2 separate regions of the Homo sapiens genome follow, and region 1 is linked to region 2. A link is an interaction called in ENCODE POLR2A ChIA-PET data of the cell type or tissue named here. Cell type or tissue: HepG2. All regions are shown on one strand. Each heading gives the region's core, and the rest is flanking DNA. Links, peaks and the distances in the headings are about the cores only.

Region 1 (4,386 bases), core at 282-4,281, 50 kb before region 2:
TAGTGGTCTTCCACATATAAGGAGTGTTACTACAGACTGGTTAAAGCCAATTCTGCCCCAATTCTTTCTCTTTCTTTTTTTTTTTTTTTTTTTTTTTTTGAGATGGAGTCTTGCTCTGTCGCCCAGGCTGGAGTACAGTGGCATGATCTCAGCTCACTGCAACCTCCACCTCCCGGGTTCTAGCGATTCTCTGTGCCTCAGCCTCCCGAGTAGCTGGGATTACAGGTGCCTGCCACCACGCCTGGCTAATTTTTATATTTTTAGTAGAGACAGGGTTTCACCATGTTGCCCAGGCTGGTCTTGAACTCCTGACCTCAGGTGATCTGCCCACCTCAGCCTCCCAAAGTGCTGGAATTTCAGGCGTGAGTCACCGCGCCCAGCTCTGCTCCATTTCTGTAGCCTTAGTCCATCCGGAACCCAGCACTGGCGGTCCCTCTACCAGTCTTATTCTCTGTCAAAGTGCCCGGGTTCTTCCCTGAAATTCCTTGTCCATCCCCAAGCACCTCAACACAGGTGTTAAATGACCTACCACAGGAATTAGGTCAGTTAGGTTCAGCTCTCAGCTAAGTGGGAGAGGTAAGATGGGAGTGGGGTGATATCCCCACCCTCATTCTCAAAAGAACAAAGGTTGGAAACTTGGCTCCCCAATTTTGGAACGATGCCCTTAGTACTTTCTACTCAGTCAAATGTGACTCTTCTTCCCTCTGTAAAGGGGTTAAATTTGTGCCAATTCACCCATACGCTGTCTCTAGTTCTGTGCTAGGTTGTAGAAACAGGACAAAGCTGTGCGCCACCCCCTCATCCCCAGCCTCCTTAGAGCCCAGCTCTTGCATAGGGGCGTCACCCTCCATGGTCAAGCAAGGGTGGGCCCCTTCTCACCCACTTGGGCCCAGTCTCCCACCTTTCTAGGCTTCAGCTTTTCTTCTTTCTAGGTCCTAAACCTTGGAAAAGGTTCTGTCATCTGCATAAATCTCGAGGTAGCTGGGCCCAGTTAAGCACTGAAGGCTGCCCCGGTTCCTTACTCTCTAGCTCTTCTCCCCATTTCTCATCCCCCCCCCCACCTTTTTTTTGTGTGTGTGTGATAGGGTCTCACTCTCTTGCCCAGGCTGGAGTGCAGTGGCATGATCTCGGCTCACTGTAACCTCCGCCTCCTGGGTTCAAGCAATTCTCCTGCCTCAGCCTCCCGAGTAGCTGGGACTACAGGTGCACACCACTACACCCGGCTAATTTTTATATTTTTAGTGGAGATGGGGTTTCGCCGTGTTGGCCAGGCTGGTCTCGAACTCCTGACCTCAAGTGATCCACCTGCCTTGGCCTCCCACAGTCCTGGGATTACAGGTGTGACCCACCACACCCAGCCCTCCCTGCTTTTCTTTTCTTTTTGTTTTAAATTTATTATCTTTCTGTCCTGCCTGTTGGTTGGGTGACTGGAGCCTGGAGTTCCCTAAAGGAAAATTTTAGAAGGGAAACATTCTAATCTGTAGAAAATCTTCAAATTCCTAAGCAAACAAGAGCAAAAGATCTCAAAGTAAACAGGCCAGCAGACGGAGAGTCTTCTTTAATGCACTTTGATTTCCTCCAAGAAGTTACAGATTGTGTGGGGACAGGTAGGACTAAGAGTGCCTAGAGAAAGGGGAAGTGATATGAGGGGGAAATAATATATCACATCAGCAACTTCCTTGAATTCAGTTCCTTGATTCCTTCTGCCTGCCTTATCCATCAGGATACATTTCCTGTAGCGGCCACGTGTACCAAGTCCTTCCAGAAAGTAAGGATTTTTCTTTAAAGAGGGAACAAACTAGTCTGAGCAATCTGAAGACCTTCCCCTGGGGCCTGGAAATTCAGAAGGCTGGGAGCTTGGGTGGATTTGCATGGAAAGTTCAGTTGCTACTGGAAGTGATTAAGTGGTGACAGAATTGAGTCTGTCAGATGGGTCTTCCTTCCCCAAGACTTCCCACCCCCGTACCCACCCACTCCCCCACCCCCAGCTTTCTGCCAGATTTTCATTAACTTGCCTTAAGTGTAGCTGAAATTTCATTTGGCAAGAAAAGTCTGAGTTGTGGAACTCCAGTCTGAAACATGCCCAAGAAACATTCCCCAACCTCTGGTGCCTGGACAAGAATATCCTAGGCTGTTTCCCCATTGAAAGAGAGCATTACAGAAACTGAAACTGGACCTCACCTGTGTTTCCCTCCTAGAGAAGTACGACTCTCCAACCCATTCCTTCATTTGCATCAAAAAGAACTATTCTCCAGGCCTCCTGCCAAGGGCAGGAATAAGAGGAATAAGTCATGGCCTCTGCCCCTAAGAGCTCCTTGCTTAGGTGGAGAGGGAGACAGACAACTGCATGGAAAGGCGTGATGAGATGAAAGCCCATAGCACGGGAGCTGAGCCCAGGCACCAGCGCGGAGTGCAGGTGGGAGAGACGGGACCCGAGCTCATATTCCAGTTAGCTATTTACCTGCCAGTACTATATTATCTTATCCCATGCCCCAAGTGACTGTGGCAGGCACCCTTTTCACAGGGGGCAGGAAGTATGACCCAGCATCAGCCAATCTGAGTCATTGACAAGTAGGACTGGACTCTGAACACTGACATGAAAATAGGGCCAAGGCCCACAAACCGGCCAGCAATCCAGGTAAGTGTGACCAGGTGCGGGGGCTCATGCCTATAATCCCAGCACTTTGAGAAGCTGAGGCAGGAGGATCATTTGAGCCCAGGAGGTCAAGACCAGCCTGGGAAATATAGGGAGAGCCCATCTCTACAAAAAAAAATACATTAAGGCCAGGCACGGTGGCTCACACCTGTAATCCCAGCACTTTGGGAGGCTGAGACAGGCGGATCACCAGAGGTCAGGAGTTTGAGATCAGCCTGGCCAACATGGTGAAACCCCATCTCTACTAAAAATACAAAAAGTAGCCAGGCCTGGTGGTACGTGCCTGTAATCCCAGCTACTTGGGAGACTGAGGCAGGAGAATCACTTGAATCCAGAAGGCAGAGGTTGCAGTGAGTGGAGATCGTGCCATTGCACTCCAGCCTGGGCAACAAGAGTGAAACTCTGTCTCAAAAAACAAAAAAGAAAGAAAGAAAGAAAGTCAGCCTGGGTCACACAGCCAGTAAATGGCAGAGCCAGGCTCTAGGTATATATTCCTAACCTGGGGATAAAGCAGCTTCCAGGCCAGGCACACTGGCTCACTCCTGTTATCCGAGCACTTTGGAAGTCTGAGGTGTGCAGACTGCTTGAGCCCAGGAGTTCGAGACCAGCCTGGACAACACAGTGAAACCCCATCTCTGCAAAAATACAAAAAATTAGCTGGGAGTGGTGGTGCGCACCTGCAGTCCCAGCTTTCATGCACGTCCGTGTGAAGAGACCACCAAACAGGCTTTGTGTGAGCAAAATGGCTGTTTATTTCACCTGGGTGCAGGCGGGCTGAGTCCGAAAAGAGAGTCAGCGAAGGGAGATAGGGGTGGGGCCGTTTTATAGGATTTGGGAAGGTAATGGAAAATTACAGTCAAAGGGGGTTGTTCTCTGGTGGGCAGGGGTGGATCTCACAAAGTACATTCTCAAGGGTGGGGAGAATTACAAAGAACCTTCTTAAGGGTGGGGGAGACTACAAAGTACCTTCTTAAGGGTGGGGGAGATTACAAAGTACATTGATCAGTTAGGGTGGGGCAGGAACAAATCACAATGGTGGAATGTCATCAGTTGAGGCTGTTTTTACTTCTTTTGTGGATCTTCAGTTACTTCAGGCCATCTGGATGTATACGTGCAAGTCACAGGGGATGCGACGGCCTGGCCTGGGCTCAGAGGCCTGACACCAGCTACTCAGGAGGCTGAGGCGGTAAGATTGCTTGAGCCCAGGAGGTGGAGGTTGCAGTGAGCCAAGATGGTGCCAGCCCGGGCAACAGAGCAAAGCCCAGTCAGGGAAAAAAAAAAAAAAAAAAAAGCAGCAGCTACCAAGCACACACAGGAATTAACAAAAGTGTTTTCAGGTCATCAATCGTCAATATGTTCCTTATGTATCTGTTGCTATACTACCAAAACTGGGCAAATATTACAAAGGATGGTTTGAATTTCTGATGTTTTATGTTAATGGAAATACTGTCTCATGGAAACTATATAATAATGCAGAAAATGCAAGTTCTGAGACCTCAGGAGACCCCAGTAAACTGAACAATCCTGTGGGACTCAGACAGGTATCCTACTTCATCTTCTCTGAAATCTTTTTTTTTTTTTTTGAGACAGAGTCTCACTCTGTCGCCCAGCCTGGAGTGCAGCGGAGCGATCTCGGCTCACTGCAAACTCCGCCTCCTGGGTTCACGCCCTTCTCCTGCCTCAGCCTCCGGAATTGCTGGGACTACAGGTGCCCACCACCACACCAGGCT
Region 2 (4,386 bases), core at 99-4,098:
GCAAATGCCCTCACTTTCCATCAATGTGGAAAAGGCTAAATACATACGAGTATCCACACGATGAGGAGGCTGAACAGAAAGATGAGAATTTGTATTATGTATTGATGTGAAACGATATCCAAGTTAAATAAAATAATTTTCTTGTTGGTAGGGTTGCTTCGAATTTTCTTTTTTTTTGAGACAAGGTCTCCCTTTGTCACCAAAGCTGCAGTGCAGTGGCATGTTCATGGCTCACTGCAGCCTTGACCTCCTGGGCTCAAGCTATCCTCCCATCTTAGCCTCCCAAGTAGCTGGAACTACACCTGGCTAATTTTTTAATTTTTTATAGAGACGAGCTCTCCTTATGTTGCCCAGGCAGGTCTTGAACTCCTGGGCTCAAGTGATCCTTCTGCCTCAGCCTCCCAAAGTGCTGGGATTACAGGCAGCAGGCACTAGGCCTGGCCCCCATCCCCCCAATATTTTTTTAAATAATAATTTGCATGTTTTTTAAAGGAAGAATATTTACGTATTTGCTTGAATGTGCATAAAATGCCTTTGGAAGGATTCACAAAAACCCATTTCAGAGAGTGTTTATTTAATGGGTAGACTCAACTGGGGAAGATGAGAAAGTTCTGGACATGGATGTTGGCGATGGTTGCACACAATGCGAATAGACTTAATGCCCCTGGACTGTACACTTAAAAATGGCTAAAATGGGCTGGGCGCAGTGGCTCACGCCTGTAATCCCAGCACTTTGGGAGGCCGAGGAGGGTGGATCACCTGAGGTCAGGATTTAGAGACCAGCCTGACCAACAAGGTGGAACCCCCCTCTCTACTAAAAATACAAAAAATTAGCCAGGCATGGTGGCAGGCGCCTGTAGTCCCAGCTACTTGGGAGGCTGAGACAGAACTTGAACCTGGGAGGCGGAAGGTGCAGTGAGCCGACATCATGCCACTGCACCCCAGCCTGTGCGACAGAGACTCCATCTCAAAAAAAAAAAAAAAAAAAAGCCGGTGCAGTGGCTCAAGCCTGTAGACCCAGAACTTTGGGAGGCCAAAGCAGGCAGATCACCTGAGGTCGGGAGTTCGAGACCAGCCTGACCAACATGGAGAAACCCTGTCTCTACTAAAAAAAAAATTACAAAATTAGCCAGGCATGGTGGCACATGCCTGTAATCCCAGCTACTTGGGAGGCTGAGGCAGGAGAATCGCTTGAACCCAGGAGGCGGAGGATGCAGTGAGGCGAGATTGCACCATGGCACTCCAGCCTGGGCATCAGGAGCGAAACTCCGTCTAAAAAAAAAGAAAAAAGAAAAATGGCTAAAATGGTAAATTTTATGCTATATACATTTAACCACAATTTTTAAAAACCCACCAAAAACTATTTTGACAGTTGCCTGTGGGGAGAACTGGATGGTTGAGAGAGGGAAAGAGGCTTTTCACTGCATATCCTTTTGTACACATTGAAATATTTTCAAAAAATAAGTAAATGAAATTAAACATACAAGAAGCAGTTGTTGTACCTGAGCGAGTTAGAGAAAACGCCACACTTTGAGACGAATTAAGAGTCCGTTTATTTAGTTGGTGGCCAAGAGACAGCTAACACTCAAAATTCTCTCGGCCTGAAGAAGGGGCTAGATTTTCTTTTATACTTTGGTTTAGAAAAGGGAGGGGGGGTCTAGTTAAAACAATTTTACAGAAATAAAGTAGGCAAGAAGTTAAAAGGATAAATGGTTACAGGAAAGTAAACAGTTCCAGGTGCAGGGGCGTTAAGACCATTACAAGGTGATAGACTTGGGGCTTTGGGCATTATCAATCAGACGAATTCCTGAGAATTGCGGATATTGCTCGCCACAGTATCTTATCAGTTAATTGCATTCTTGGATGTGCTGGGAGTCAGCTTGCACAAGTTAAGTCCTCGAGGAAGGGGCTGCCAGTGAAAAAGCCAAGATGGAGTCTGTCTGGCTCTCTTAGCTAAGGGAGAGTCAATTCAGGTGGAAACAAGGCTGGGTGATTAAAGGAAAGGGAGAGTCTAAAAACAGGATTGGTAAAAATGAGGTTGGGCATTACACAGTAAGCAGGTAAGGCTCAAGGACAAGCTAAGCTTTGCTCAGCCTGCAGCTGAGAGGCAGCATGGGGGAGTGGCTGGCTCATTTACAATGACACTATTTACAAAACCACGAGGGGCGTAGAAGTAGGGATTGTGCAGCAATGCGGGGCGGATGCGAGCAAGAGGAACACTGCGCACCAGCACCTGCACCAGAAACCCGCACCAGAACCCTGTGGGACAGAGGCTGCCTGAGTGGGGCCGTGACCTTCCTTTTAGGTCCAACCCAGCCTGGGCGACCCTGCGGGGAGGACTGCAGGGGAATGAATGCAGACTCCCCACCCCCTCCTCCCTTTGATCTCCCACTAGGCTCTTCACTGGCCATGACCAAAAGGCGGCCAGAGGGCAAGGGTGGCGTCCATGCAGTGCACACAGCAGCTCCTCCAGGGCACAAAGCTGGAGGAGAGGAGGGATGACCTCTGGTCACGCCTGTGGGCTGAGGGGCCAGCCTGCCTGGGTGCACAGCCCAGGTCTACCATTGACTACCTGGGTATCCTTAGGCATCAAGATCTGGAACACCCAGCAATAATCATATTGATCCTAGAGGCTGTTATGAGAATGAAATTTGTTAATTCATGTGAAGTGTTTAGGACAGCGCCCCGCACATGATAAACCCCAGACACATGAATTGTGACTGACTGTGTGAAACCTAAAAGCTTTCTATGGCTTCTGCGGAGGCAGGGCCCATTGGGTCCATTCCGAGAGAGGGGAGGAGGAAGCCAGCAGTGGGTGCTAAGTTCAGGCTGGCACGTGGGAACAACAGTAACACCGAGGCATTGAGAATCTGTAAGTATCAAGACTGTGTGGGATCTGCTGTGTCCATTGTCCTTAAACCCTCATCATGCAAGCAGGCTGGGGGCAGTCGACCCTGTCTAACAGAGGAGGGGACTAAAGCTCAGAGGGGTGAAGCTCCCTGCCCAAGGCCACACAGCCAACAAAGCTGGACTCCAAGCCCCGCACTCTCACTGCTGCACCCCTCCCAGCTGCTAAATGTTCTTTTAGAAACTCAGAGCATGTTGGGCGAGGTGGCTCATGCCTGGAACCCCAGCGCTTTGGGAGGCTAAAGTGGGAGGATTAGCTTGAGGCCACGAGTTTGAGACCAGCCTAGGCAACATAGTGAAACCCTGTGTCTACAAAAATAAAATAAAAACAAGAAACTCAGAGCCCATGAAAGATTTATAAGTTGCAATATAAAAAATTAGAATTGAGGCTGGGCATGGTGGCTCACTCCTGTAATACCAGCACTTTGGGAAGCCAAGGCGGGCAGATCACTTAAGGTCAGGAGTTCGAGACCAGCCTGGCCAACATGGTGAAACCACATCTCTACAAAAATACAAAAATTAGCCAGGCATGGTGGCACGTGCCTGCAATCCCAGCTACTCCAGAGGCTGAGGCATGAGAATCTCTTGAACCCAGGAGGCAGAGGTTGCAGTGAGCCAAATTAAGCCACTGCACTCCAGCCTGAGCGACAGAGCAAGACTCTGTCTCAAAAAATAAAAATTTAATTTAATTTAAAAATTAGAATTGAGACTATCCTCTATTTAGCAGAATTTTCTCCAAGCTTCTTATCAGATATCTTAGCACTTACACAGAGGGTAAATTCTCATTTCAGATTATGTTCTATGGAGAAGAGTCTTTAAGTGTCAAAAATGTCAAATCCATTAACTTTAAAATGCAACTTTAAAGAGGATTGCAGGCAATTTTATAAAAAATTAAAAATAATAAATCTATGTTTAAAAGTAATGCATTTTTCAGAAAAATATCAGTGCCATGGTATTTAGAGTCAGATATGGTTAAGAAAGTGATTAGGCCGGGCGAGGTGGCTCACGCCTATAATCCCAGCACTTTGGGAGGCCAAGGCGGGTGAATCACCTGAGGTCTGGAGTTCAAGATCAGCCTGGCCAACATGGTGAAACCCCATCTCTACTAAAAATACAAAAAATTAGCTGGGCATGGTGGCCGGCGCCTGTAATCCCAGCTACTAGGGAGGCCGAGGCAGGAGAATTGCTTGAACTCGGTGGGCAGAGGTTACAGTGAGCCGAGATCATGCTATTGCACTCCAGCCTGGGTAACAAGAGCAAAACGTCATCTCAAAAAAGAAAAAAAGAAAGAAAGAAAGTGATTCAAGTAGGCCGGGTGCGGTGGCTCACGCCTGTAATCCCAGCACTTTGGGGGGCCAAGGCAGGTGGATTACCTGAGGTCAGGAGTTCGAGACCAGCTGGCCAACATTGCAAAACCCTGTCTCTACTAAAAATACAAAAATTAGCTGTGTGTGGTGGCGGGCTTCTGTAATCCTAGCT

The links. ChIA-PET counts read pairs that join two places held together with the same protein. Peaks named below come from ENCODE experiments on the same cell type or tissue, not always from the same donor. Only the 100,000 strongest peaks of a DNase experiment are listed, where the experiment ranks them.
Region 1: POLR2A ChIA-PET joins it to region 2 with 11 read pairs; 29 of 35 experiments call an interaction of 5 or more read pairs at or near these places.

What each region holds. Positions count from the first base shown.
Region 1 is chr14:35,395,664-35,400,049 of GRCh38, reverse strand. No RefSeq gene overlaps it. Among named protein-coding and RNA genes, the nearest start is that of NFKBIA, 6.9 kb to the left of the region's middle. In HepG2, for the core only: no CTCF peak of the experiment used is centred there; a DNase peak (open chromatin) is centred at 2,539; H3K4me3 peaks cover 317 bases.
Region 2 is chr14:35,345,574-35,349,959 of GRCh38, reverse strand. No RefSeq gene overlaps it. Among named protein-coding and RNA genes, the nearest start is that of PSMA6, 55 kb to the right of the region's middle. RefSeq lists an enhancer at 2,336-2,880. In HepG2, for the core only: no CTCF peak of the experiment used is centred there; a DNase peak (open chromatin) is centred at 2,219; H3K4me3 peaks cover 860 bases.